Regions from separate parts of the Mus musculus genome. Here all the other regions are linked to region 1. The links are chromatin loops, found by intact Hi-C in ENCODE. Cell type or tissue: gastrocnemius. All regions are shown on one strand. Each heading gives the region's core, and the rest is flanking DNA. Links, peaks and the distances in the headings are about the cores only. Region 1 has its middle 42 kb from the start of Cdadc1. Region 2 overlaps Gm5142 (predicted gene 5142). Region 3 overlaps Cab39l (calcium binding protein 39-like). Region 4 holds the start of Phf11c (PHD finger protein 11C). Region 5 overlaps Gm45935 (predicted gene, 45935).

Region 1 (5,941 bases), core at 551-5,550:
TGTGGGTGAGGGTGTGAAGCCACAGTAACCAGCACACTGGTCACATGGCTCAGCACTTTCACTCCCAGATGTACACTTGAGAGAAATGAAGACATCCCACACAGGAACTCACACGAGGAAATGTTTATCGAGGCATCCTGATGAAGTCTCCAAAGAGGGCAATCTATTGGTAAGTGGACAAAATTTACTGTAGCCACACAAACTTTCCAGCTGCAGACATAAATGATGCACCGACCCATTCCACACGGTGTGAGTCTGCGCTAAGTGAAAGAAGCCAGGCACAAAAGGCCACTGTTCGCCCATCTGCTGCTGCTGAAACAGAACAGATGAGCTCCAGCCATGCAAGAGGAGCAGAAAAGCATCAGCTCCTGGTTCTAGAGGCTGGGGTGTCCATCACTGAGCCAGCAGCATCTGATACGGACCTCACTGCACCAACACAGGGTAACAGAGGCCAAACAACAGCATCACGGCCACGCACAAAGGCAGAGCCCATGACCTAAGCTTTCGACTTTTTTTTTTAAATTGGAAATAGATTTTTATCATATATTATAATTATGATTTCATTCTCTAGCTCCTCCCAGCTCCTCCCCACCTTCCCATACTCCAAAATCCACATCTTCCCCCCCCCCATTCGAAAACAAACAGCTATCTAAGAAAAAAAAAGGAACAAAGAAAGAAAATAAGATAAAATAAAAACCAACCTGACTAGGACAAAACAAACAATGCACTCCTTCTGTAGTTGAATCTCAACTAGTTGGAAGAACCATTCACATCATGGCTACACACTAGATGGTGCTGTTCACATACAAAGTCCAACACAGAGAAGTCTAGAGACAGAAAGCTCCAGGCTTGAGGGAGGAATGTGAGACGGCTATGTGGAGAGACAGCTAAAGGCGGAGAGTTCTCATTGAGGTGACGGGAATTTTTGAACTAATTATGGCAGTGCTTGCACATATCCGCAAATTAACACACTAAAATTGTTGAAGTATTCATTTAAATGGGCAAACCAGCTAGTGTGTGAAATCGTAATAAAACTGTTCAAATTGTTGCCACAGACTCACTGTGCTTTGTCTGCAGAGGGACTGACACCGGGGTTGCACAGACTACACAAGCTCTACCACTGAGCTGCATCGCTGCCTTGTGACCCCTGTTATCTCTTGGGTGCTTTCTGTGTTATCTGATGCTATTCGTCGTGAATCTTCATGCTACATATTATTCCATGCACTGTACCAGACAACCCCAGCAGAGTCTGGTGTACCTCTAAGTCAACAGAGTATACAGAAGTGTTGGTGCCCACCCATGATCCTCTCCTTGTGAGCACACCTGGAATGTGAATGGTTGCTCATCTTTCTGAGGTTTGCTATTCTCTGATGCCGTCCCAGCAGCACTAGGGAAAGTTCTCTGTTCCTGCATTGTTTCCTTGCTTCTCCACCCTCTAAGTGAGTCTGATTCTCTTCTTGGCTCCTCTTTAGAAGGCCTTCCTGGGCGAGACACATTCTAGACACATCATGTTTTAGAGGTCTCTCCTCCTGACTCTCGGGCAACAGGCACATTTTAATCCTTGACCATAATCCCAAACTCTTGATTTTAAACCAATGGGCCATGCCTCCAGGTGACAGACTGTGTTAGTAACTTTCCCTCGCTGTCACTAAATGACTGAGGAAAACAACAGGAAGGAGGAAACGGTTACTGTGGCCTGCTCTGTCTGGCCCTGTGCGTTTAGGTATGTCACAGTGAGGCAGAAATGTGATGAAAGGAAATGGCTTCCCTCACAGTCACCAGGAAGCAGAGAGAGATTGTGTGGGGTCGGGGTAGGGTAAAGACGCACAATAAATCTTTCCCGGGCGCGCCTCCCTCAGTGACCTACTTCCTTCCACAGGCACTTCCTCCTACAGTTTGCACCAGCCTGTCATGACCCCATCCATGGATGAACCCATTGATGAGATATCAGCACCCCATGATCCAGTCATTTCCAGGAGAAAGTCCTACCTGCCACTGCAAGCCTGCCACCTGAGTTTTTAAGAGACACTTCCTGTCCAAACCTCAGAACCTCCCGACTTCTGATACCCACACTGCCACTCTGGCCCCAGGACACACAGACAGATGTCCTGTTTCAAAGCCCTGTTTGCCTTGGTTGCATTAGGCATCAGTGTCTCATTCGCGTTTTAATTCGTTCAGTGCAGCCCAAGTTAAAACCCTTCCCTTCTGCACCTCGCCCAGCCCAAGCCCTGCTTCTGTCCCTGGACACTTGTTTAAGTGAGTCAGCATGGAGTGTTCTCTCTTTTCGGCTGGAGGAGCCCCACAGCTCACCCTTGCTGCCCTCCCACCTCCTGAGGTCCTCTTTCCAGGCCTTCGGGGCTCTGAGATTGCCAGATGCAGCAGGTCACCTTCTGCAGTGGTTCGGGTCCTATGTGCATCAGACACACACAAATCTACCCAGCTACAGCCTTTCTTTTTTGACAGTCTTATGTATCCCAAGCTGGTCTCAGATGCTCTGTGTAGCTTAATGCAACTATAAACTTCTGACCCTCGCTTCTTGACACCTGTCGGCAGTGCTGAGGATTGAACCTAAAGCCTCATGCATGTTAGGGAAGTACTCTTATTAACTGAGCCACATCCCAACCCAGAGGCAGCCTCCTGTCACAGCGCTGTCTTCTTTTACCTCCTACAGGCCTCACCTTCCTCCATCCTACATCTCAGTAACAGCACACCTCATGCTCCACCCTCACGTGTCTTGATCGGCTGACTTTAGAATCGGTCGATCCTGGTGACTTCATCCCCACGGCTCCTGAGGACTCGAGACCTCGGAGCTCACGATGCAGCTGCCTGTCAGTGGGTTACAGGCTCTCACGGGTCTGGGGTTTGGACAGAACTGTGCCTTGCCTTTCTTTTCCTCAATTCAGAATCCTGGTGTAACCCTGCACAAATCAGTTTCTCTTCCAAAAGGCCCCTCCTTCAACTTCTGGGACATGCTGCCCCCTGCTGGCTGAAATAAACAATGCTATCTTTATTGGAGTACTGGGGGACTCTTAGTTAACAGATCTGTGTGGCTAGGCTGAAACTAAATCACTGATCAAGTGACTGCCTGTCAGGAGTCTACCGGGCCTACTCATTAGGAGCAAAATTGACAAGGTGCTTATCACGCTGCAAGATTGGGTTAAATATATCCACGGGTCAGAACCACAGTCCCATTTTAAGTCCTCAAACAAAATTCCTAAGCAGGGGTTGTAGCTTAGTACTTGCTGGCCTGCCAGAGGCCCTGAGTTCCTCCACAGCACTATAAAAACTAAAGATAGAAATAGAGTTGAAAACCCTAAACTTGCAAGTTTCTAATTCTTTGGGGCTACTCTAACAAGGGCTTCTGGGTGGCCTGATGCTTGTCAGGCGACGTCACCTTACACTTGGACTCTTGCAGGTATCTTCGCATCTAGACCGGGGTCACTCCCGTACACTGTCTCTTTCTAGCCAGTGGCCAGACCCTTCTGAAGGAACTGCCCAGTGGCCATTTACTCTGTGGGAGCTGGGAACTGGCCCTCTGGGTGTCAGAGAAGACTTGGGCTCCCAAGAGAGACATAAAGCAAGAGACTGAGTGGGTGTGAGAGGGAGCTGGGGAGTGGGGGTGGGGTAGAGTCAGCACTGGACCACAGCTGTGGGAACAAGAACTTGGCGGCAGCAGTCTCCAGACGTGAGTGAGAGGATTAGATGTCCAGGGGTAAAGGCTGTGGAGACCCAGGAGGGCTTGGCCATTAGGAGTAGGAAACGTTTCCCAAGCTATTGCTTTGTGAGTGAAGGTGCAGGTGCTGAGGAAGCCAGCCCATGTGTCCAAGGAAGGAAAGGATTGCGATACGGTGACCTTCACTTTGTTGAAAGTTGAGGAAGTGTCACAAAACAAGTTCCCCAAAGCACAGCAACTTCATACCCAGGACAACTTTCTAGGCCAGTAGGTGAAATGCATATATTTGAATGCTTGGTCATCAGGGAGTGGCCCTATCTGAGAAGGGCTAGGAGGTGTGCCCTTGTTGGAGAAACTGGAGGTCTGCTTTGAGGTTTCAAAAGTCCATGTTAGGTCCTGCCTCTGTCTCTGTCTCTATGCCTTTGTCTCTTTGTCTGTCTCCTCTCTCTCTCTCTCTCTCTCTCTCTCTCTCTCTCTCTCTCTCTCTCTCTCTCTCTCTCTCTCCTCTCTCTCTCTCTCTGCCTGTGGATCCGGATGTAACTATCGGCTACTTCTCTAGCACCATGGCCTGTTGCCATCTGAAACTGTAAGCCAGCCCCAACGAAGTGTTTTCCTTTATAAGAGCTGCCCTGGTAATGGTGTCTCTTCACAGTAATGTAACAGTGACTAAAGCAAGTGTGAAAACAGGAAAGCTAAAATTTGGGGCCATCAATGTTTCTCACATAGGAAACAGTTCTACATGAGAAGAAAGGTGACACCAGAGAGAGGTTGGACAAAAGTCATGACTTCCGGGAAGATCAGGAATTTAGAGCAGTAGGTTTAGGTGTTATCCTGTCAATTATTATCAAACAATGATTAAACCAGTTATTCTGAGGCTCCATCTCCTTGTCTAAGTTGGAACTTACCCTGACTTTGGTGAAATTAAAGCCCTGGTGTGGCAAATCCTTTACAGTCACTGCAGACCTCAGCATCACAGGGAGCCTCCAAAATGAGTGGGAGGCTGTCGTGGGATGCTAGCACACAATGGCTAACTTCAAATGCTGATGGGTAATCATGTGGTGGAGAATGAGACAAAGAGGTCTGTGTCCCTGCTGAAGGACCAATGACACAGAGGAGGGAATGGCTGGGGTGAGGCTATTTCACAAAAATAACAGTTTGGTAAAGACATCTGTTTTAAGAGAGGTGTGAATTCTTCCTTATCATGGCCTCAGAGCCCAGTCTGAGTGACCGGCCACACCTAGAGAAGACCCAGAAAGATGGCTGCACAGATGGGTTGGGGGGATCTGTTGAGGTTTGGTCTGTTGCTATGTATTGCAGTACCAAATTCTATATCCCAAAGTCTGGTCACTCCAAGACAGTGAATTCTCACATATGCAGCTTTTGTTGTGCAAACCTTGCTCCTTAACTTAAAACTAAAATAAGATGCCACCAGCCTACCTGGGCAGATGAAAGGTAAGCAGGATTTCAGTTCCTGGACTCTGGGTCTGAGGAGATACCACTAAGGGAAAGAAGGAAGAAGGTGCCATGGGGTAGGTAGATTGTGAGCACATGGCCTTGAGGGCTGGCCTATTAGAGAAAGAGAAGCCCAAGAACATGACAATTAATGTCTTGGGGTTATCGACAGGAAAGTAGACAAAATAGCATCGAGGGCTGATATCTGCCCAGCTCTAGTGCTTTAAGGCTTATTATATAAATATAAAGGTTTCACATCTTCTATTTGGGAAATAAATCATCTAAAGTGGGGTAGAAACCCCCACATAATATTTTCCACAATAGGGATCCATTCACTGCCTTTTGAACAAGGGCCATCCACCAAGCACACCACTCAGTATAAGGGTGCTGCTGTTCTTGAAGTTTCCGGTTGATGCAAGGACATCTAGGTGGGTGTGGCTACACTCCAGGAAATGCCCAGGATGAGCCCCAGTAGTGGAAATGATTACACCCAAAACACCTCTAGTCCCCTGCAGATAACTAACCCACAACTAGCTGATGTCAGTGGTCCACTTGAATGCAATGTGCCAGTGCCATCAAAACTTTACTCTGCTAACTAATAAAACATGCCTGACTTTAGAAAATCCTTGGCTCAGTTGGTAAAGATCAGAACCCATGTAAAGATACCAGGCATAAGGGTGCATGCCGATAGTCTCAGCACTGGCATGGCAGACACAGAGGGATCCCTAAGGCTAGCCAGCCTAGCCTAATTTATGAGCTTCAGCCAATTAGAGACCCTGTCTCAAGGGAGGTGGTTGTGAGACACTATTCCTAGGG
Region 2 (5,941 bases), core at 429-5,428, 400 kb before region 1:
CTGACGTGGGGATTTCTAGTTTTGTTGGAGACTCAGTTGTGTCCTGTGATCTTTTTCTGGAAGCTGTATTATAATAGGATACTTCGCTGAGAATGGACATTTTACTGGAAGCTGTCTGGTGAAAGGGCATGCGACGTTTTGCTGGAGCAGACACTTGAGAGGACACCTGATGTTTGGAATGAGTATAAATATAACCCAACAGACAGTGTATGATGCTCTTGCATTGGTTCACTTTGCAACTTTTTTAAAAGATTTATTTATTTTGTGTATGTGAGTAGACTGTTTCTCTCTTCAGATACACCAAAAGAGGGAATCAGGTTCCATTACACACGATTGTGAGCCACCATGTGGTTGTTAGGAACTGAACTCAGGGCTTCTGAAAGCCCAGGCAGTGCTTTTAACTGTTGAGTCATCACTTCAGTCCCCCAACTCTTCAATGATCTTTGCTTGTCATGGCATTGTAGAGAGAAACATACCAAAGAATTTCTGATGGTACTCCAGGTGCTTTGTGCTGCTTCTACAGACTTGTGCCAATTGGTGGAGCCTTGTGGTTTCTTCTGGATCAAGAAGCTGCTACTGATTCATGTTTGGTGCTTTGCTAGTAGACTGGACTGCTGACGGTGAAGACTGGGGTCACCACAAAGAACTATTTCTAAACAGGTCCATAACCCCTGTTTCCTATTTACCTTTCATTTACCCTACCTCTAGTGGGTGGTGGGCTAGAGGTTGAAGTGTTAAAGAGCCATAATTGAAGTAGGTTTTGAAAAAGCAAAGCCTACAGAGGACTAGCAAAGGTAAAGAAATACAGCTGCTGGATTAATTTACAATAATTATACATTTATACATACATTTATAATAAAAATAATTCATTTTACAGAATGGCAATGGTCAGGTTGTGTCTAAGATATGTAGGCCTTAGCACATGGAAATGCCTTGTAGTCTTGGAGCTATAGTTCCACCAGACAAAATACAGTGTGGCTGAGAGGCCTCTTTCAGCTTCCTCTGAGGCAGCAGTTCTCCACCTGTAGGTCACGACCATTGGAAAACACATATTTTCAATGGTCTTAGGAACTGAGACACTGCTCAGTACCAAAACTACAGTTATGAAGTAGCAATGAAAATAAATTTATGTTTGGGAATTCCTAAGATTATTGGAAATATGTATTTTTCAATTGTCGTGACCCACAGGCATTGAAACCCTTGAGCTTGTTGTAGCCTTTGAGAATAGATGTGGATGGTCACATATATCTGGAGATCTCAAAAGGCTCTCTCAACTCTACTAAGAGTACCTCTTGCAAATGGAAAATGTTGGGAAAAGATGCCAGGGAGAGTGGTAAAAAGTAATGGAGAGAGACGGGGAAAGCCTGAGAAGAGGGAAAAGAAAGGAAAACTCAGGAGAATGAGTGATTTGAAAAGAGCCATTAAAGTTTAGATAAAAGTGAAAAAACATGCAGATACATTTTGAAGAAGGAAATGATGGTTCTCAAATACAGAAGGAGAAAATCTATAATCTGGTAAGTACAGGGTAGCATGTCTCAGTGAGGGATGGCTGGTTTCAAGGTCTCTGTCATTGTTCAGGTGACTCTAAGATACCACAGACTGTCTAGAATCCTATTCCCATTCAGTGGAGACTGAGACATTCTGAATTAATTATAGTAATTAAAACTAATTACAGTAAGTAAGGTGTTTATAATTGCATAACTAATGGAGTCTAAACACTGACAGCATCCATTTGTGCAAAATACTTAATAAACAAAACTCAGTACAGAATGGTTTTTATTGATTCTGAGTAACACGGATGTGACTTGAAGACTCGTTTTGAAGACCAGGGCCTGAGTAGTGACAGTTCTTGTACACCAGGCTGTTGGTAGATGGCAATTTGGGTTACTGGTTACTTATTTGGTAGGTTGTTGGTCAAAGTATTTGGTCTGAGTTGTGATGAATAAGAAGAGCTCTCTGATGATTCCTTAATTTGGAGTGTATGCTTTCTTTCATAACGTCAGTGGTAGATTTAAAGTGTTCTTATTACACACCAAAAAGGATAGGTATGTGAAGTAATTCTTATGTTTGTTAAGGCAATTAAGTTACATTTTTAAACCTTTATGGCTGCAGATATATCTGTGACTGAACAGGTCAAGAGAGGGTATCAAATGTCCTGGGACTGAAATTATAGATGGTTATGAGCCACCCAGTGGATACTGGGTTGAACCTGGGTCTTCTGGAAGAGCAACAAATGCTCTTAATAACTGAGCCATCTTTCTAGCCCATTGAGCTATTTATATATATATACACATTTCAAAACATCATATATGACAAACATTCAATTTTTGTCAAATAAGATTTAAGTGGACATTGGGAAGGTGGCTTATTGTATAGAGAAGTTGCCACACAGGATAAAGAGTCTTGGTCCCAATCCCTATCCCCCATGATAAATTCAGGCAAGGCTGTGCTCACCTATTTAAGCTCAGTGCTGGGAATGAGGATAGAGATCAAGACAGAAGGATTCCTAGATCATAGTGGCAAGCCAGTGTAGACATGTTGGTGGGTTCCAGGTCCAATAAAATTTTTATCACGAAAAATAAGAACAATTGTAGAAGCTGTCAAGTCCTCTATATACATGTGCACACATGTAGGCATATACAAAGTCATACATTACCCAAAGAAGCCAATACTCAACAGGTGAGCAGCCACACACAAAAATGACAAGACCCAGAAACACCAGAACAGTGCACACAAAGCTGCTGTGGGACTTCTAGAGACATAAAAATATTTACTGCTTATTTTACTTGAGAACATTACAAGACGTGGGCATTGAGATTTGGACACAAAGTTGACATTCTTCAGTTTTCAGTACAACAAACCCCTTGTTTTTCACCCTAATGGCTATATAAATGCTTTTTTCAGTTTGTGGGCATGGGGTTGTAAAACAACAGTATATGCCATCTTAATAATTATCATGATGATTGTCATCAGTCAACAATTTTAAGACCTACGCCAATACATTGAAAAACTTTCCTACTGCCAATTGCTGATATATTAGTGAACCTAACTGATTTTTTGTACACTGGAGCATAAATGTTACACTTTTGTATGATAAAAGGGTTTCGTTCTTTCAGGGAATTTGGTAGTGCTGCCTTTGCCTCAACTAGAACACTTGGTGGTGCTATTTGAAAACAGTTTGGAAACCTTAACTGGTGAATCCTGCATGGAAAAGGGAAGTCTGGAGGTTGCTCTTGAAACTTTACAGTTCTGTCCCTCTAGCTGTTTACTCTGTGCTGTCTGGGTGAGCATGCTAGACAGGCTGCAGAGCCTCAGTTCATGCTGTCCCTCCTTTCCTGCCAGATGTGTCTTAACCTGCTGCCAGGTCTTACATACAATGCTTGAATGATGCCCTGAAAGGGACAGAGAATATATGCTTCCTTCCTTAAAGTGCTTACGGTGTCTAGGGAAGGAGGGGAAAATCATAGATGCAGGGATGGGTAGGGTACTCAGATTATAGTGGGTAGAGCCTTTGGTCAGCTCATCCTAGGTGAGGGAAGATGTTGGTTTCCAGGAATGAGGTGAATTCAGATGTTAGTTTCCAGGGGAAGTATTGTTACCTGGGGAAATATTGTTAAGGATTCAGTAGGACAAGGTGTTAGATGCCAGCAGCTCCCTGTGGGTAAATATTGGTAGCCATATACACTAGACAGGTTGAAGTTAATAAAATTATCTTATTCATGTTGACCCAGTATGTGCTTCTCATTTATTTGAAATAAACTATTGCTTTCCTGGACCATGCATCTTTTGGGTATTCCATAAAAAGTTTCTGCCCCAATGCTTCTTCTGACACTAATTTTCCATCTCCATATTTTAGCTTCATAGTTGGGGTTTTATGGAGTTCCTTACCAAGAGATAGCGGCCAAGTAGAGTTGGCTGTCTCCTGTGAGTGTAATCTTTCAAAGTAAACATCAGACTTATATAGTCATTACAGAAGAAAACAAGGAAGTTAGGTAATACATCAGCCAAGATACATTAAGGTCATCTGATGCATAATGACTCTAAACAAAAAAGAAAAATGCATCCATGAAAATTGGCAGGAGCCAGGCACTGTTTACAACTGAGATAAAAAATCAACCCTATCTAAAGTCAGCTAATACTTAGAAGACCTAACGGTAGTTCCAATTCTAGTCTATTGTATACCCCACCTTCTTCCTAAGCCATTGTAAATTCCTGTGTATGGGAGTGACTCAGCTGTTATTCTTTTTTTTTCTTTTTTTTAATATTTTTATTAGGTATTTTCCTCATTTACATTTCCAATGCTATGCCAAAAGTCCCCCATACCCTTCCCCCCCACTCCCCTACCCACACACTCCCACTTTTTGGCCCTGGCGTTCCCCTGTAGTATTTACTCTAGTTCCTTCTTAAACCACAACCCACCTTCTTTCTATTATTATGTAATGTAGTCTGCCATACATGACTCTAATGAGAATTCTAAGTTTACTTTGTTGAACTTGCCCTGGGATTTCTAACTCTTATCCAGTAAATTGCAATGCCTGATTTCTTTCACTATCTATCAACACTGGAGGCATTTCATCTGAACAAGTAGCATTCTTACGAAATTCAAAGCCCAAGGTCGGCTCAATGATTAACTAGGATGTTGGGACACTGGTGGAAGCCAGGAAGCAATGTCCAATCTAACTTGGCTATTTGTCAAATCATTCCTTGGGAGCTCCTATAATAAAACTATACTGAAAGAAGGCATGCAAAACCCTCCACAGACTATCACAAGGACAAATCTGGACCACATTCATATTATGGGATGCCAAGGACCTCCAGGAGACTCATTTCTGTGCAACTTTTTTGCCTCAGGACTGCAGCCAAGCTTTTGGACTTGTCTTGCAGACTCCACTGGAGTGGGTGTGGCAGTTGTGGTCTATCTTGTAACCTCAAGACGAATGCAGGACCTGCTATTGATACAGGAAGGAAATGATCAAGGAGAGCTATCACCTTGGTGATTTCATTCTCTTCTTTGTACCATTTCTGATGATGGGAAGGTGAAATTTCCAACAAAAATAGACTCACCTTCAGTGGAAACTGAAGTGGAAACTTCTGGTTTCTTTGGAAAAATCAGTTATGTCAAATGATGTTTTGCTAAAGCAAATATATGAAAGGATATGTGATGTTTAGAAAGAATATAAATATGACCACCAGACAGTAGGAGCTCAAGCATTGGTTCGCTTTACTCTGCCTTGCTATTCTTCGCTAACAGCACACATGTACTAGTTTGCCTTACATTGAATTGTTGAACTCACTTGTGGTGACAACATAGGGAGAAACTCCACAAGGAACTTCTCGTGAGGTTCCTGTGGCTTCTTACTATTTCTGTGGCCTTGTGCCAGTTGGTAGGCCTTCTGGTTTCTTTTGGATTGAACTTCCCTTGCTGGTCCATGTGTGGTGTCTTCAAAGAGGACTGAATTGCAGCTGCTGGTTCATATGTGGTGTCTGCTGAGAGGCCTGGACTGTAGCTGCTGCTTCATATTTGGTGTTTTCTACTGGACTAACTGCTGATATCCTGACAACGAAGATTGGACTCACCCCCAGAGAACTATTTCTAAGCAGGTCTACTTCCCCTGTATCCTAATAACTTTTCCTTTGGTGGGATAGAGGGGGGGTTGAATGCTTATTAAAGTAGGCTGAGAAAAATGTATGTCTATACTCATCTGTTTTCCATTTTCATTTTTACGGTAATTTCCCCTCAAGGAACCTGACACTGCAGATCACACGTGTGTATTCCTTTCCCTCACTGAGTACTAACCCCTTTGCCAGTATAAAATATATCATTCTTCTCCCTATTAATTTCCCTTGTTTGGGAATCAGTTCTGTATGAAATTAGCAAATGTATAATCATTGATTTATTTACAAGTGAAACATTTATTTCTGTGAATGGTGCCCACATTGT
Region 3 (5,941 bases), core at 504-5,503, 89 kb before region 1:
TAGGGCTGGGAGCTCAGTGTAGAGCAAGTGTTTCCCATGTATGAGGTACAGGCCTCAGTCTTCAGGTACCAAACAAACAAAAAAGAATTCATGTTAGTATAATGGATGATACATTCTCCTTATTCATGACTGATGTTGATTCAGATTGGTTCTATTAATTTTAATGGGTTCAGAAGTATATTGGAAGCTATAGTTCATAAGGCTGTAGAGACAAAGGTTGCATGTACAGATGTTTTAATCATATAGATTATCTGATAGGTGAATCCAGACCTTTTTTAAGTTTTAGTATTATTTTTATTAGTGTGTAAATGGGAGGGAGGGATGTCTGTAAATATGTGTGTGTACAAGTGTATGTATGCATGTGTACCTCTATAAGTGTGCTGTGTAACAGTGCATGTACATGTGTTTGTGAGCATGTGTGTGTGTTTGTGTGTATTACAAATTTCTAAGTTACGTTTTTACATTGAGAATTGCCATTGCTAAGTTTATTTATAACTATGTCAATAACCCTCTCCTCCTATCATCGTTCTTCCCTTTCCCTGCCTTTCTCTTTCCTTGGTGAAGATGGATCCTAGAACCTCCCTTGTATTGGGCAAACTCTTTATTGCTGAGCTATGTCCCCAACCATAACCCTGTTTAGTCACTTTTGTTTTCATTTTTATTTTTTGAGCAACTTTATACATGAGAACTACATCTGCTTGACTCTTTCCATCTCTCCCCACTCTGACTCCTCCCGTTTCCCTCCTCAAGTTCATGACCTCTTTATTATTGTTACATATGTATGCTATTGGCTTTAGTACACATACATGTATATAGTCTACTAAGTTCATTTGGCTTTGTTCTTTTGTATATGTGTCTGTGGCTGAGCACTTGGGATTGGACAATCTTTGCAGGAGCTGGTACCAGAGGAAACAGATTCTCTCTAAGCAGCCATTGCTCAACTAGTAGAACTTTGTAGAAAGTCCCTACTCACGTTGGAATGTCAGTTGGTATTGTCCCTCCCATTGAGTGGGCTTTATTTAGTACAGTTAGACAACAACTGTTTACTCACAAGCTAAAAGTACCTCTCTTGAGTGACTGGAAATAGCTTCCAGTCCAAACACTGCTATGGTTCATAGATCTTACAGCTGGGCGAGACTACTGACTGGTCCTTTCCATGTATCATGAGAGCAAGACCTCCAGGGTGGAGGCTTCTAGAGCAGTTCTGGCTCAGTTCTTCCAAGTCCTGCGTCCTGAGTGTATGGTATCTTCAACACTAGGGTTTTATCTTCAAGAGCTGGAGGGCAATCAAGGGCAATGGAATATCCTTTATGGCTTGGAATGCTTTTATTTCTTGACCAACAACTTGTGTGTGTGTGTGTGGGGGGGGGTTAGCTGTATAAACGTGTGGAGGTCAGAGAATAACTTCTATCTTTTGTTCTGTTTCTGCCACTTAGCTCAGGGGATGGGACCCAGACCTTCAAGCTTGGTGGTGGCATCTTTACCTTCAAAGCAATCTTGCTGGTGCTTGAAAGTGCTTTTCTGTTGAGTTGGCATTGAAGTAAATGCATTAATTAATTAATTAGTTAATTAATTAATTAGTTAGTTAGTTAATGTTAATGAATCATATATTTAAATTATAGCGTTCAGTTTGTTTAGGCATTCTGAAACTTACCAAGTTTAAATTAGGAGAGACTTTGAGGCAGATGCTATAGTTTGTTGGATAAAGACTTGAGAGAAAGATCCTACAGTGTAGGTGGAAAGTGAAAACTGAGCTATGAACTGATGTCACAGGAAAGGAGAGAGGAGGTGGGTGGAGGTGGTGTGAAATGTGAATGAATCAAGAGTGCCCCAAATTAAAGCTAGGAAGGGAAGAGAATGGAAATCTAGATGGAAAGATGGCTTCCAAGCCAAATTCATACATGAATCTTCTTAATGGAAATTTAAATATGAACAAAAATTTACGTACAGAATATATGTGATATATGATAAAAAGAAACAACCTAAATCATTTTATAAAATCAACCTTAGGAAATGAAGTTACATTTCTCCAGTGAATCTTAGGTACCATTCAGTTATAGCCTTAACGTTGAGGAATAGATAGCAAAATTTACAGGTGTATTCCCTGGATAGTAGAATTGTATCTTTCAGCATTGATGAGGATTAGTAATTTAGCTGAAAGCAGCTAGCATGGTACCTGGCATAGAGAGATCACATAGCAATTGTTACTTTTGGATGTGTACTGAAAGTTCATGAACTAGACTTATCAAGAGGTCAAGAGACACTCTAATGGCCTTGGAGAATGGTGGAAAACCAGTTTGGGGCTAAAATGCTGAAGGAATAGGTAGCACTGGCACCCTAGAGAAATAGGGTCCCTTTGCCTTTTAGAAAGTTACAGGGTGAAAGAGAAATGGAGGAGTAGAGTACAGAGACAGTAGATTGGAAGGAGAAAGAGGACTGACAAAATGCATGATTCCTGATGCTGTGTGCCTAAATATTGACCCAGTCAATATAGTCTCAGTTTATGAAAGCCATATGACTTGAGAAACAACCCTAGCCAGAATAATTCTCCTGATACTCTGGGATTCCTAGTTCTTAGAAACCATGAGCTAATACATCTTAAACTCTTGTGTTTTTAATGTATAAATGGGGACAATTGTTATTCAGTAGAATGATACTAATATTGGTAGCTAAGTTAAGTGATACAATAGATCAGTATGTACCTGTAAATTCCTATGTTGAAACCTAAAGTTCAGGGAGATGGTATTTGAAGTGATAAGTTTTAAGACTTGAGCCCTTGTGAATAGCTTGCTTAACTCTCTATTATGTTAAAAATAAGGGGATCAGATTGACCTCTGTGAACTAGGAATCAGTGAATCTGTTATGTCCTTGATCATACACTTTACATCCTTCAGAAACACGATAGAAATATCTTTGTATTCCATTGTAGCAGCTTAAACAGAACAAGGAACATGCTGTTAGAACAAAGATTGTATTTTATTTTATTTCATTTCATGTGAATGAGTGTCTGCTTATGTATGTCTTTGCACCACTTGCATACAGTGCTTGCAAAGGCCAGAAGAGGGCATAAGATCCCTAAGATTGGAATTGCAGAGGATTTGTGAGCTGACTTCTGAGTGCTAGAAATTGAAATGTGTCCTCTTGAAGAGCAGTCAGTGTTCTTAGTCACTGAGCCATCCTTCCAACTTCAGAACAAATACTTCTAAAATATATGTAACTTTGAGGTCATTAGTGGATGATTGGTGAGTGGGTTTTGCAGATCCACTTGTGAAAACATGAAGTTCCAACCTTAAGGAAGCTGTAGACTCATGTCCTTAGATGAAGTTGCCAATTAAGGCTCAAAGAAACGCAAGGGAATCTAATTAAAAACTGAGGAAAGAGAATCATTATAGCATTTTATCCATAGTACTCTGCAAACAAAATAATAAACAAAATAATCACGGGAGGTAGAGGGAGGGAGGAACATGGATGGGAGAAGGGAAGGAGAGGGAAAAAAGTGGGGGCAGGATCAAGTATGAGAAGAGACAGGAGAGAAGTCCAGAGTGCCAGGAGAATGAATAGAAATACAGTGGGAGTGGGAGGTTGGGGACCAGGGTGAGGGAACCACTAGGAAGTCCCAGACGCCAGGGATGCAAGAGGCTCCCAGGACTCAGTGGGGATGACATTAGCTGAAATACCCACCTGAAGGGAGATAGAACCTGAAGAGACCACCTCCAGTAGATAACATGGCCCCCACTGGAGAGATGGGGCCACCCACCCATCTCAAAAATTTTAACCCAGAATTGTTCCTGTCTAAAGGAAATGCAGGGACAAAAATGGAGCAGAGACTGAAGGAAAGGCCATCCAGAGACTGTCCCACCTTGGGATCCATTCCATCTGCAGACACCAAACCCTGACACTATTGCTAATGCCAAGAAGTGCCTGCTGACAGGAGCCTGATATAGAGGCTCTGCCTGCACCTGACTAATACAGATGCAGATAATCACAGCCAATCATTACTGAGCCTGGGGACCCCAATGGAGGAATTAGGGGAAGGACTAAAGATACAGAAAGGGATTGCAACCTCATAGGAAGAACAATATCAACTAACCACACCCTTCAGAGCTCCCAGGGACTAAACCACCAACCAAAGAGTATACATGGGTTGGTCCATGGCTCCCACTACATATGTAGCAGAGGATTGCCTCATCTGACATCAGTGGGAGGGGAGACACTTAGTTCTGTTGAAACCTGTTACAGCAGTGAAGGAAGATGCTAGTGGCGTGAGGCTGGAGTGGGTGGGTGCGTAGCGGTGCATCCTCTTAGAAGCAAAAGGGAGGGGAAATGGGATGGGGAGTTTCCAGTGGGGAGACAAGGAAGGGGACAACATTTGAAATGTAAATAAATAAAATCATCAATAATTTTAGCCGAGCAGTGGTGGTGCACCCCTTTAATCCCAGCACTTGGGAAGCAGAGGCAGGCAGATTTCTGAGTTCGAGCCCAGCCTGGTCTACAGAGTGAGTTCCAGGACAGCCAGGGCTACACAGAGAAACCCTGTCTCAAAAAAAAAAAAAAATATATATATATATATATAAAAAATGGGGATATTCCTTGATTTGTTACTCACCTTTTTCTTTCCCTAGAGTAGCCAACACAGATGGGGAGTGAAACAAGAGAAACCAGAGCAGATGAATTCTGTTATTCTGTTATTATGTTTGGCCTTGAATTAATAATTAGTGATAAGGCACATCTGGAATATTCCCAAAGCATTCATCCTTTAGAAGTTCCTACGTGCTCTGATTTTATGAAAGCCAAATTGAGTATCTTTAGCAACTTCCAAGGCCATGCAGTTAAGTCTTCCTGAAATGGAAATGAGAAGAAAAAAAATCTACAGGTATCTCCACACATGGCACCGCAGCAGTCCTCCAGAAAGGGCAGCCAGCAGGTCCTTTGCTCTGTGGCTCCTTTCTTCTCTAAGGCTATTGAGGACTAAATCCTGTGCAGTTGCATATCAGCTGAAGGGAAATCCATGGTTGTTTATACCTACGTTCTGGTGTTTAAGGAGGGGAAAAATATTGAAATAGAACAAGAACAGAAAGTGAGAGTGTAAAAGACAGTACGAAGCTGCTAAAGAGAGGCCCAGGAATTAAGAGCATCCATGTCAGGCAGCTCACAATCACCTTTAACTTTAGCTTTGGGGGACTTACCACTCCCTCTATTCTCCATAACACTTGCACTCATGTGTACATAACTACACACAGGCCTACACATATACCTAATTAAAAATTAAAGTCTTGATTAAAAATTAAATTAAATTTTAGAAAGATGGTGGGGAGAAGAAAGACATATATATATTACTTTAAAAGCAAAGGTTTGTTTTTACTCATTTTAGAAAATTCTGTGTGTCCAGCACATCTTTTGTGTATCTCATAGTGTAATATATGCATGTATGTTTATTTTATGAAGGTAAAGTAATACAGTAATTTCTGCTATTAAGGATGGGAAAAATACTGAAAATTTTTTTCAATATTTGTTTTGAGTATAATAAGCTTATTGTATGTAGTGTGATTGGTTTATTGGGGAATGACGAGAATAAGGAGGTATCTTTTGTGCTTTGGGGAAGTTTCATAAGTCAGAAGCACTACATATATATAGAAACCACTCCACTGAACCACACTCAAGAGACCTAAACACACACGTGCACATGCTCTGCTGTGTCTGCACATCTTACTGGCTCTATTGGAAAGATCTAAGACAGGAACACCCATAGTGCCTGCCAAAAGAAAAGCATTTCCACCCTTGTGTGTGGACCACATATACTGATGTTTCTTCATTTTTGCTTTTTCATGTGTGTCTTGGTGTTCTATTGCTGTGACGAGACGTCATGATGATGGCAACTCTGGTAAAAGAACTATTTTTAATTGGGGTTTGCTGACAGTTTCTGAGGTTTAATCTATTATCC
Region 4 (5,941 bases), core at 270-5,269, 170 kb before region 1:
CTGAGCAGTAGAAAGAGGACTTCACTCTCTGAAGGTGTGAATGCTGGGTGACTATTTTGAGCACTCCTAGTTCCTAGGCTGTGATGAGGGGCATCTAAGAAACTATGGTCTAAGATTTGAAGCTTCACTCTGACCACCCACAATCTTGCGGATCTTCACAGTTCACACAGACACACGTGCAACACTGTGGAGAGTGACTTTTCAGATCAGAGTGGGCCTTCACTAGCACTTGGATTTGGTGAGTGTCTTCAGAGAGAGAGAGAGAAGGCAGCATAGCAGGCTAGAGAACAGGAGTGAGGAGCTGTAGGGGACTTCTCTGCCCAGGCTTGCCTTTGTCTTAGCTCTTATGAGACCTAGGGTCCTCCAGTTACTCCAGTGCCCTTCCTAACAGCACCCAGCTCAGTCACCTCCTCTGGACCTGGGACTTCTGCCCACCTTTCATTTAGTCTCAACTGCATTCCCAGAGGGACTTGGGTTTGTACTTTCACTTCTTCTGTACATTGATTTTAGGCTTATACTACCATGCTTGCCTATGAGGTTTTGTAATGCAAAAGGAAGTATAGAGAATATTAGGATACACTCTCTCTCCTGTGTCCTCCCCATGCCCAGTGTCAGTAATTTTCAAGTCAATGTGAAGCCTCTTCCTACTTCAGCCCCTCCCATGAGCCAGTGTTCAGAGTAGCCAGTGTGCACCTGTGTCCCACCCCCAGCTTGGTGAGAAATTGTTAGCTTCATTATATTTGTATCCCTCAGCACCTTGTGAAGTGTCTCAGTTACTCTATCCACCTGAATGCTTAAAATAAAATTTAAACTGCAGAGAAGCCCACTTGTTCCTTTCTGAAACAATTATATAATTAAAAAGGTTTTTGTTGTTGTTGTTTTTGTTTTGTTGTTGTTGTTGTTTACATTGAGTTAAGTATTTACAGTGTGGTTACTACACTTTTTAAAATTTTAAGTTATCTCTGTAATTTCAAGGCCAGCCTGGTCTACTTGGTGAGATACTGTCTCAAAAATAAAACCTATATCCAGCAGGAACTTCAGTCCCTTTCATTTGTTCATGTGTGTAAAAATGGCTGTCAGTAAAGTGAGTTCTTTGTGAACATAAATGATGAATGTGAAGTCCTTCTATAGGTTTCTCAGTAATTCAAATATAAAAAGCACTGTTCAAAACTGAATGAACTTTTACAAACAGTGACAAGCTGGGGGCTGGCGAGGTGACTCTGTAGGTAAAGGTGCTTGCCATCTGTCAGCTCCCACAACCTCAGTTCCACGTCTGGTCCAACACTTGAAGGCAACAGCTCATTCCCACATAGTATGGGGACAGACCCATGACCTGTGGATGAGTGAGTGAAGGAGGGTGTCTTCCCGTTGCAGACAAGAACAGAGCTGGACTGGCTCCTGTCTCTTGTAGGACATGAATGATGTCATTAGGAATGAGGCTCTCCCAGGAACAAGAGAGGACAGAGAAGATTTAGAAAGTCAAACAAACCCTTGAGTAGTTCTTTTCCTGTCATGTGCAGAAATGTAAAGCTGAGTTCCTGCTGGTATCCCATAACCCTGTTCCCACATGAAACTCATTTGCATGAATTGAACTTGAGAAGTATGTCACAGGCTAGCCATTCCTTACACACACACCCCCCACCATGGAGTTTGAAAGCTATTTGATTACTTGTAAGTTCTTGTAACTCCACCTTGTAGAACTGCGTAGTCCTCCTTGGCACAGAATAAGTGGTAATTCTTGGCACAAGATGTTTCACCACACCTTACGATGGCTCCTTCATTATTACAAAACGAGCATATCTATAGAAGAATAGATCATAATGAGGAAATACTTGTTTCATTATTAAAATGTAAGGATGTCATTAAATGTTGCAGGCCAGTGTTTTTGTCCTGGCTATCTCTGGCATATCCCAGCCTACATACCCACACTAAATAGGAATTAGACTTGGCAACCCATGAGGAACTTTCAGCAAAACTGCAGATAAGTAGCCATGAAAGGTCCAGCAGAGACAGTTGTATCATGGTCCACATAAATGGAAAAACAGAGAGATTTCTTAAAAGTGAAACTAGCAGGCTTCTTTATCCCTAGGCAAGGTGTTGGTTTGGGGGACTTTGAACCTCAGTTCAGAGCAGCTCCTGCTGTGACACTAAAGATTATCATCTCAGCTGGCACTTTCTATGACTTCCTCTTAGACATTTCTCCCTGGGATAGTGGTACCAGCTCTACAGGGTTGCTACTGAGGATAATATGAAATGAATGAAACCCGTTTCCAGTGTATAGAAACTAAAAACTGAAGACACAACTAACACCATAGTGTTTTTCTTGATCCCTTGATTTAATTTCCCTATCTGTTTTTATATGAAGGCATACATACTGATGCTTAGGCATTTTGTGGCTCCAGTCATTAACACTTTACTGTGCTTGTGGTCAGCCATGAAACACTCAAACTTGCCAACCTGTTTACTAATCTGCAAATGGCCTTTTATAAAGAAGCCCAGAGACCCAGTGGACCTCAGAGAGACAGCCTTTCCCATTCTTCTTTCCTGCAGAGTCCCCTTATGCCCTCAGCCCCAAGGCAGATGCTGACAATGATAACCACCCAGAACTGGTGCAGAAAGACATGCAGCCACCCTTGGCATTCAGAAGGCATCTTACTGCAGATGAAGGATAAAGCCTTTTGCTCTGACTGTGGCCTGCAGCTTTGAGGCACCAGGAGGACCAGCTAGCTGCTCTGAGGCAGGAGAGCAGAAGCAAAGCCTAGATGGTGCTGTTGAGCTGCGGAAATGGGTGTTTGCTCTGCTGGAATGACAGTAAGGACTTGTCCACCCTGTCTGACCAGAGAGTTTTCACCCAGACAGAAGCATCTCAAGCTTGCTCTGCTGATGTGTGCGACAGTTGGCTGTAAGCAGACAGCGTCAGCTGAGGGAGCGTCTCACAGTCCACCTTCCAGCTCTCCACATGTTTCTCAAACCCTGCTACACCATAGACTCTATTTTGAGATGAAAGACTCAGTTTTTTATTTTTATTTCTGTTTATGTGTGTCTGAGAGACCAAGCATGTTAGTGCATGTGTCTGTGAAAGCCAGCACGGGTGTCTGATGCCCTGCAGCTGGAGTTTCAAGCAATTATGAATTGCTATTTCAGTGCTGAAAGGGCAGTAAGAAATCCTAACTGAGAACCATCTGTCCACCCACTCCAAACACACTATCCTTTGAATGTAGACCCCACGACTCATCATTTATAATAGAAAAGCCATGTCAACTTACCATTGTGCTTCCTCTCCAGATCCTTTCCAGTACTGATTTCACATCAACATTTCTAGCTATTTTACATGGATTATGGGCCTCACATTCCACCAATCCTGATGAATACAGCTGAAGGTTGCAAAACAAAAGCAAAAACAAAAGAAAACAAAAACTAAAAAAAATCGCAGAGTCAGTGTGAGGTAGCCCTGACCGACACAAGTCAGAGATGCTTCCGAAAAGGGCTGCAGAGGAGTGCAGAGTGGACAATGCCTCAGAGCACTGGCCACTGCGCAGGAGATGAACAGACACGAACCTTGGGCTCCTGTGAGAAACTCGGTCTGCAGACACAGTTGTACTGGGTAACTGATCTCTATTGACTCTGGGCCCAGGCAGACAGTGGCTCCTGCAGCATTGTTCTCTGCCTAGGAATGCAGAGCAGGCTCTGGCAATGGCTGAAGCCATGCAGTCAGAGAAGCCAAAGCAAGGGACAGAGGCCATTCCTGATGGCTTTCCAGGTCTCCTTCTTAGACTTCAAGGACTGTGCCTACCTCCACAACCATATGGCAGACCTACTCTTGACTTGTTGAGATAGGGTCTCACTGTAGCATAGCTGTAGGCTAGAACCCTGTCTCTGTCCCCGAGTGCTGGGACTAAAGCCATACACCAATACACCTGGCTTTTATGACTTTTTTTTTTAATAGATAGGATCTAGCTATACAGCCCATGTTACCTGGACCTTGGACACTTCCTTAGCTTCTAAGCAATGGAACTACAGGTATGGGTGATCACAGCTAGCTCTAAATTCCCTTGTGTGTTTTAGCAGCCACAAGTCTCTTTCCTCTTCAGCATTTCAGAGGATGGAGAGAGGGTTCTGTGGTTAAGCATGTGCATTGCTCTTCCTGTGCTCCAGAGAGTCTACATTCAGCTCCCAGTACCCAACTCACATGTGAACTCTAGCCCTAGAGTGTCATACATGTGCGCGCACACACACACACACACAAATTACAATCTTGTTTTCAATTTTATCAAATATGTGTGTCTTATAAGCATGCTTGTGTGTTTGTGTGTGCTCTATGCATCTGTGTAATTTTATTTATTTGTTCTCTGTGTGTGTTTGCACCTGCTGGGGTACATGAAGAGGACAGAATACTTTGGCTGTCTTTCTCCACTGCTCTTTACCTTCTTTTCTAAGATTTTTTTTTATAACAATGACTCTTTTGCTGTCATGTATGTTTGTGTATCACATGTGGGCTGGGTTCTGCAGAGGTCAGAAGAAGGTGTTGTATCCTAGGAAATGGAGGTACAAACGCTTGTGAATGAACCCCTATGTGCTGTCAAATGTACCTGCCAGAGCGGTGTAACCACTGAGCCATCTCTCCAGCCCCTCTCTACCTTACTTTATGGACCTGGAAATCTCACAAATTCAGCTCAACAGGCTGGCCTGCAAGCTTATAGAATCCTGTAAGTTCCTCCCTCTAATGGGATTACAGGCACACAGTGTCTTGTCCAGCTCATTGCAGGAGTCCTGGGGATGGATGCCAGGACACTGATGGACACTATGTCTTCGGCACATTACTAACTGAGCTACCAGCTCTCTAGGTCCAGATAGCTGAAGTTATTGTGAGTCATATAAACAATCTACCTGCTTTCATTTGAAGATTAATGTTACATATGAACTTTAAAAAAAAAGAACATAAAAACATGGGGGAAATTATAATACTTAAACAGGCAAAGGATTGCATAAGAATTAGAAATCATAATGCAAATGTTAAAACTTGCATGTGGAATTCTGGGTTTAGCTCTCTCTTTCCCCCCCATGGTTTGGTGTTAGGGCCTTTCTATGTTTCTGCTATTCTGTTCCAGCTGCAACCTTAGTGCATTAATATGTTGTATTTTATGGGTATTAAATTTGCTTCCTGAAAAATGCTGATAGAGAAAGATGGGCCAGTAAGGTGGCTTGTCAAGAAAAATCACTTGCTGCCAAGCCAGAGGACCTAGGCTAGCCTCAGAGGCCAGATGAAGGCATCACATACCCTGGGCCTGGGGTTATGGGTGGATGTGAGCCACAGTCTAAGTTCTGGGAATGGAACCTGGAACCTGTGGAAGAACAACCAGTGCTCTTAACTACTGAGCCATCTTTCTAGCCTTACACAAGTAATTTTAAGGTTATTCACCAGTAACTTACCAAACAGTTTTCATGAGCAGCTATATTAGCTGATGGTACAAAGTATATCACGCTCCAATCATGGCCTTCAGGGCAGAGGGCACATGTTCTTTTTTCCATCTTTTCTGTAAGCTGACAGAAACCTATAAATAACAACCAGGTTAAAACAGAAACATATTTTATGTGCTTGGTAGCTCCTCTAGTCTTAAAGAAATTGGCAGGACCCTCTTCTTGTGATAGAGCCATAACTCCTACAATAATAACAAATCAGCAATCTAAGTGCGGAAAAAAATAGCATCTCTTATGTAGTACAGCCTCTTATTAGGGTTCTAGACCAGTGCTGTCAACAGAAACAGAGCAAGCCCACAAAGGTGGGCTATGGCATCACTGAAAACATTCTAGAGGCCTTACTGAAATGAATAAAACATTTAGAAATTCTCTGATGATGTCTGAGAGCTGCACATATCTACGGGCAGAGACAGGACTGGAGAGCAAAAGTTGATTCCATGTCTGTTTAGCACAGACAGGAGTA
Region 5 (5,941 bases), core at 644-5,643, 150 kb before region 1:
CTACAGGGAAACTGGAAAGTTTCTTGTTCACAGTGTGTTCAGAATGGCTCCTGCTGGGGTGGCTAATGAGACAATGAAGTAATGAATGAACTACTCTGGAGGGTGAAGCTGTTGCTTTGTGGTAGGGTGAGTACCTACACGAAGGAGGCCATGGGTTTACGTCCCAATAAAGATTACTTTCAATTACTGTGTATAAAGCAACTCCTACAGTGTCTAGACTCCAGCCCATCATTCATAGTTCTCAATAGTCAATGAATTGTCAGGAATTTAACATCAGGTTTGTAGGTTAAAGATATAAAAGTTGGTCCTTTGGAGCATAAATTATAAATAATAATCACAAAAACAAATTCTAGTATAATTTTATATTAATATATAAAATACAAAAGTTACAAATTATACAATGATATGTACATAAAATATATTATTTATATTCTACTCATGTAAAGTTAATTAACTGTAATAACACTGTGATACTTGATGAGTGCCCTTATTTTGCTTCTAACCTAAGATACAAAATTAGACATAAAACATCAATACCCTGAACAAAGGAAACAGAAGTATTAACCATAATCTCTTTGACAACTGATATTGTTATACATTGAGCAGCTCAGTTCACGGATGGATATCAGATATAAAGTTATATTAATTTTTTCCGACACTTATTAAACCCACATTGGCAGAGGATTTCCTTTGCAGGCGTGGCCCCAGCTTCATAACCATAATCCCACGTTAGTTCTGTCCTTGCTTTCACATACCTACAGAGTAGAAACAAAAAAGAATCGTAAATCATACTAAACTATTCCACAACAATTAACCTTGAATATTACAATTTTCATATTAACAAAGTCAGCCATCCTAAAGTCAATCTATTTTCTCTCCACACTGTCCACCATTCAAAATAATCTTTATTAAAAGTTAGTCATTTGATTTTTATTTCAAGTCTCCCAAAATCCTATGTAAGAAGGAATATCCATGTGGAACGGAGTTTTGCAAACATCAAGACTGTGGCACACAAGCAAATGGGGTAATTCTGACTTTAAAGAAGATACAGGGCATGAGCTAATTTCTTCTGTGGGACAGCTTTCTTTTTTTCTTTCTTTCTTTCCTTTTTTTCTTGGTTTTTCGAGACAGGGTTTCTCTGTGTAGCCCTGGCTGTCCTAAAACTCACTCTGTAGACCAGGCTGGCCTCAAACTCAGAAATCCACCTGCCTCTGCCTCCCAAGTGCTGGGATCTTTATAAAGGCGTGTACCACCACTGCCCGGTTTTTGTTTTTGTTTTTGTTTTTTTTCTTTTTCAGATTTATTTATTTTATTTACGTGAGTACACTGTAGCTGTCTTCAGACACACCAGAAGAGGGCATCAGATCCCATTACAGATGGTTGTGAGCCACCATGTGGTTGCTAGGAATTGAACTCAGGACCCTTGGAAGAGCGGTCAGTGCCCTTAACCACTGAGCCATCTCTCCAGCCCTGATAGCTTTCTTTTTCAATTGCTATTTTACTTTAGGATATAAATGGTTTCCTTTGGGTGTTTTAGCAATGACTTTGTGAATCAAAACCATCTGCTATCTTTTTCCTTAATATTTTTCTTCTTGTATTTTTCTCCCACATTTTTAAGAACCATAGAAATTGGTCACTTCTTATCCAGTATGGTTTTGCTTGTGATCATTTCTAACACCTCTCTGAATTTCAACTCATTGTTGCGTTGAGCTGTGAGCTGGTTATCCCATCTCTAAGAGACTTGAAAGTCAAGAGACAACTCTGTTCAGACCCAGGAGCAACCTGCAGTAAGTTGCTAAATAAAACGTGCTATTTGAACGGAGGTATATGTCTACCTTCTTTCTATGGATGCAACTATGAGCATGGTGTATGTAAAAACACTGTGGGCCTGAATGACATGGCACCTAGCTGTCCAAGACGTGTTCCCTGTGTAGGTACATGGTCAGCTCCACTGGTTTCCTCAGACCTTTCCACCTGGCTATGAATATCATGTGACAGAACAGGATCTCATAACATCGACCTCTTTCATAATAGTTGGTGCTTGCCCTTTCCTAGAAATTCAAGTGTAGTTGCCATATGTATTTGATGACCAGTGTCCTAAAACAAAGTCAATCACTTGTCATTTGTCTTAATGCATAATCTCCATAGCAATGTCTGGCATGCTGTCTCAAAGCACTGACTACACCTTAACTTTGCAATACTCGTCCACTCTTTCTGGCTGTGCTGGTGGTCAAAGCCACTGCTTTGTGTGTGTTGGGTGTTCTAATGTCCCTACCCTACAGCTACTTCACTTTTAACAGTGCTGTCCAACACATGTCCACACCTGTGTTTCTTTATAAATGTAACTCTCTTATATTTACTTACTAATACTTGTAAATAATTCTAAAGATTAGTAAAACCTTATGTGAGACTGGGAGTAAATCTGAAGTAGATAAAAAACATTATCCTAAATAAAAGTAAAGGTCTAGGTGTGGCTCAAGCCCAACACTTGGGAAGCAGAGGTGGGTTGATCTCTATGAGTTGCAAGCCAGCCAGAGCTACAAAGTGAGATCCTATCTCAAAAACAAACAACAACAACGAAATTAAAACCAAACCAAAACAAAAACTATATAATCAGAAAAGTAACAGGGGTCTATGCAGAGGGACCCACAGAGCAACTGAGAAGCAACTGAGAGAAATATGTGGGGGAAAACAGAGTGGATTACTTGACTGATGGTTGGGAGGGTACAGAAAAGCAAGTTAAAGAGCTAATCACTTAGCCACACCTGGTGGTACACACTAGTAATCCCAGCATTCAGGAGGTTAAGGGAGGAGGACTAAAAGTTCATGGCCAGCCTGGTGGTGGTAGCCCATGCTTTTAATCCCAGCACTTGGGAGGAAGAGACCGGAGGATCTGGGTTCAAGGGCAAGTCTACAAAGAAACCCTGTCTTGAAAACAGACTAACAAAAAGCAAATCAACAACAACAAAAAACGTTCTGGATTATGTATTGAGTATCAACTCTACAAAGAATAAACAGCAAAACCCTGTCACAAAAAACCCACAAAGCTAAATGACTCTCTCTGCTTTCTACAACATATATAATTAACTGGTGTAAAATTAAATGTTTATATTTAGAAGTCAAATTATAAGACTACATATGGAAAAGGTTATTTTTTTCAATTTTTTATTAGATATTTTCTTCATTTACATTTCAAATGCTATCCCGAAAGTCCTCTATACCCTACCCCCCAAAAGGTTATTTTTACGCATATTGTATGCTATATTGTTCATGAGTATGCACAATAAAAACTAACTCTGTAACCATCTTGTATCCTGGGTCCCAAAGAGACCAGTCTTCACAGGAGAGCACGTGGGCAGCAGTAGCAATATAGCTTCTGGGACAGGGTCCTTCTCCGGCCTTCATCTTTAGCCAGGAGGCAGAGCTGAGCTCCAGACCTCTGGGCACTTGCCTGCAGAGAGTGCTCTGACCACTGAGACTCAGAAGAAAGTTGGACTCCCAGGAGTGCTGACAGAGGCTAAGAGAATCACAGGAAGAACAAGCTCCAACCAGAGAGAACTATAACAGCTAACGCCAGAGATTACCAAATGGCGAAAGGCAAACGTAACAATCTTACTAACAGAAACCAAGACCACTCAGCATCACCAGAACCCAGCACCACAGCAAGTCCTGGATACCCCAACACCCCTGAAAAGATTCCGATTTAAAATCATATCTCATGATTCTGGTAGAGGGTTTTTTGTTTTGTTTTGTTTTTTGTTTGTTTGGTTGGTTTTGGTTTCGTTTTGTTTTGTTTTCCAGACAGGGTTTCTCTGTGTAGCCCTGGCTGTCCTGGAACTCACACTGTAGACCAGGCTGGCCTCGAACTCAGAAATCCGCCTGCCTCTGCCTCTCAAGTGCTGGGATTAAAGGCATGTGTCACCACCGCCTGGTGAGGATTTTAAGAAAGACATTAATAACTCAAAGAAATACAAGAGAACACGGCTAAACAGGTAGAAGGCCTTAAAGAGGAAGAACAAAAATCCCTAAAGAATTACAGGAAAATGCTAAACAGGTAAAAGTCCTTAAAGAAGAAACACAAAAATCCCTTAAAGAATTACAGGAAAACACAACCAAACAGGTGATGAAATTGAACAAAACTATTCAAGGTCTAAAAATGGAAGTAGAACCAATAAAGAAAACCCAAAGGGAGATAACTCTGGAGACAGAAACCCTAGGAAAGAAATCAGGAGCCATAGATGTGAGCATCACCAACAGAATACAAGAGATAGAAGAGAAAATCTCAGATGCAGAGGATTCTGAGATGGCTGAGAAACACCTGAAACAATGCTCAACATCCTTAATCATCAGGGAAATGCAAATCAAAACAACCCTGAGATTCCACCTCATACCAGTCAGAATGGCTAAGATAAAAAATTCAGGTGACAGCAGATGCTGGTGAGGATGTGGAGAAAGAAGAACACTCCTCCATTGTTCGTGGGATTGCAAGCTGGTACAACAACTCTGGAAATCAGTCTGGCGGTTCCTCAGAAAATTGGACATAGTACTACCGGAAGATCCCGCAATACCTCTCCTGGGCATATACCCAGAAGATGTTCCAACTTGTAATAAGGACACATGCTCCACTATGTTCATAGCAGCCTCATTTATAATAGCCAGAAGCTGGGAAGAACTCAGATGTCCGTCAACAGAGGAATTAATACAGAAAATGTGGTACATTTACACAATGGAGTACTACTCAGCAATTAAAAACAATGAATTTATGAAATTCTTAGGCAAATGGATGGAAATGTAAATGAAGAAAATATCTAAAAAAAAAGTATTAATTCCAACCCTTTAAATTTTTACTGACTAGTTAACAATTTAGGTAAACTGACTATTTTATGATACCAGATGTTTGGGGTTATGTTGCATCTTTTCATATTTACTATCTTAAAAGCTACAGCTACAGAATTAAATTGTATAAGCAAAATAAATCACAAACCTGTTGGTGAAGAAGGCCACCAATGGGAAATTCCTGTCATGTGTTTCTACAAAAACATTCTGCACCCAGAGATTTGGACAGCAACTATGCTGTTAAACAAAACAAAACAAAAACCAGAGGTTAGACATAGCATCCTTGTTTCTTACACATCTCACTGATTTTGTCCTTCTCAGTTTAAGTAATATGCAATCTCCCACAGTTCTTAGCCATGTAGTTAATAGCAAGAACCAATTTAGTATAGCCATTCAGACATGCTGACAGAATGTCAACATAGAACTCCCAAATGGGGATTGCTATTTATTATGAACACATTTATCTCCTGACTCATCAACACTATATTTAAAATGTTGTGTATAGGACCATCTGCGCAGATATTTATGTGTAAGATTGTTGATAAATATTGTTTTTTAACCAGGACACATTTGGAAGTAAACTTAATACCTGCCTATTGGGAACTAGCTAAAAAATGACAAAATGGAATTCTATGCAGCGTAAAGGGAGACACATGCTAACAAGAAGAATCAGGCCCAGTGAGATGGCTCAGTGGGGAAAGCCATTTACCAACCAGCTGGATAATCTGAGTCGGAACTTACATGGCAAAAAGGGGAGAACCAAATCTCCAAGTTATTCCCTAGCTTCCACACATGCATGTGTGTATCCCCTCCCCCACATACAACATATATGAGTATAAAATAGGAGAGGACCAGGAACTCCCGTGTACTGATACAGAATAAACTTCAGGATAGTATTGTAAGTTTAAATATAAGAGAAAGCTCAGTCAACAAAGTACTTGTTATGCAAGCATGGAGCCCTGAGCTCCATCTCCAGACCCCTTGTGAAACATCCAGGTGTGGTGGCTCATGCTCATATGCGGACCAGAGCAGTAGAGGCAGGATGATCCTTGGGGCTTGCTGGCCGACAGCCCAGACTGATTAGTGAAATACAGGCCAATGGATC

The links. A loop is a pair of places that touch in the nucleus more often than their neighbours do. Peaks named below come from ENCODE experiments on the same cell type or tissue, not always from the same donor. Only the 100,000 strongest peaks of a DNase experiment are listed, where the experiment ranks them.
Region 2: it touches region 1 in a loop (8-fold over the local background); 12 of 42 quality-filtered maps call a loop at or near these places.
Region 3: it touches region 1 in a loop (5-fold over the local background); 20 of 42 quality-filtered maps call a loop at or near these places.
Region 4: it touches region 1 in a loop (4-fold over the local background); 20 of 42 quality-filtered maps call a loop at or near these places.
Region 5: it touches region 1 in a loop (2.3-fold over the local background); 9 of 42 quality-filtered maps call a loop at or near these places.

The regions. Positions count from the first base shown.
Region 1 is chr14:59,553,387-59,559,327 of GRCm38, forward strand. No RefSeq gene overlaps it. Among named protein-coding and RNA genes, the nearest start is that of Cdadc1, 42 kb to the right of the region's middle. In gastrocnemius, for the core only: CTCF peaks have their summits at 782 and 2,981 (motif pointing left); a DNase peak (open chromatin) is centred at 2,973; H3K4me3 peaks cover 326 bases; H3K27ac peaks cover 904 bases.
Region 2 is chr14:59,152,607-59,158,547 of GRCm38, forward strand. It overlaps Gm5142 (predicted gene 5142), which reads right to left. Exons shown (of 2, transcript NM_001004158.2): 2 at 5,897-5,941. Among named protein-coding and RNA genes, the nearest start is that of 1700129C05Rik, 13 kb to the left of the region's middle. In gastrocnemius, for the core only: a CTCF peak has its summit at 3,150; no DNase peak of the experiment used is centred there.
Region 3 is chr14:59,464,926-59,470,866 of GRCm38, forward strand. The region is part of intron 3 of Cab39l (calcium binding protein 39-like); the gene reads left to right. Among named protein-coding and RNA genes, the nearest start is that of Cab39l, 27 kb to the left of the region's middle. In gastrocnemius, for the core only: a CTCF peak has its summit at 3,051 (motif pointing right); no DNase peak of the experiment used is centred there.
Region 4 is chr14:59,387,600-59,393,540 of GRCm38, forward strand. Gm45935 (predicted gene, 45935) reads right to left here. Exons shown (of 24, transcript NM_001320725.1): 15 at 5,431-5,552; 16 at 3,267-3,374; 17 at 1,670-1,800. It overlaps Phf11c (PHD finger protein 11C), which reads right to left and starts at 5,913. Exons shown (of 10, transcript NM_001164289.1): 1 at 5,431-5,913; 2 at 3,267-3,374; 3 at 1,670-1,800. The coding sequence starts at 5,655. In gastrocnemius, for the core only: a CTCF peak has its summit at 2,734; no DNase peak of the experiment used is centred there.
Region 5 is chr14:59,401,662-59,407,602 of GRCm38, forward strand. Gm45935 (predicted gene, 45935) reads right to left here. Exons shown (of 24, transcript NM_001320725.1): 13 at 4,985-5,073; 14 at 673-755. Setdb2 (SET domain, bifurcated 2) reads right to left here. Exons shown (of 14, transcript NM_001320720.1): 13 at 4,985-5,073; 14 at 348-755. The coding sequence ends at 638. Among named protein-coding and RNA genes, the nearest start is that of Phf11c, 11 kb to the left of the region's middle. In gastrocnemius, for the core only: no CTCF peak of the experiment used is centred there; no DNase peak of the experiment used is centred there.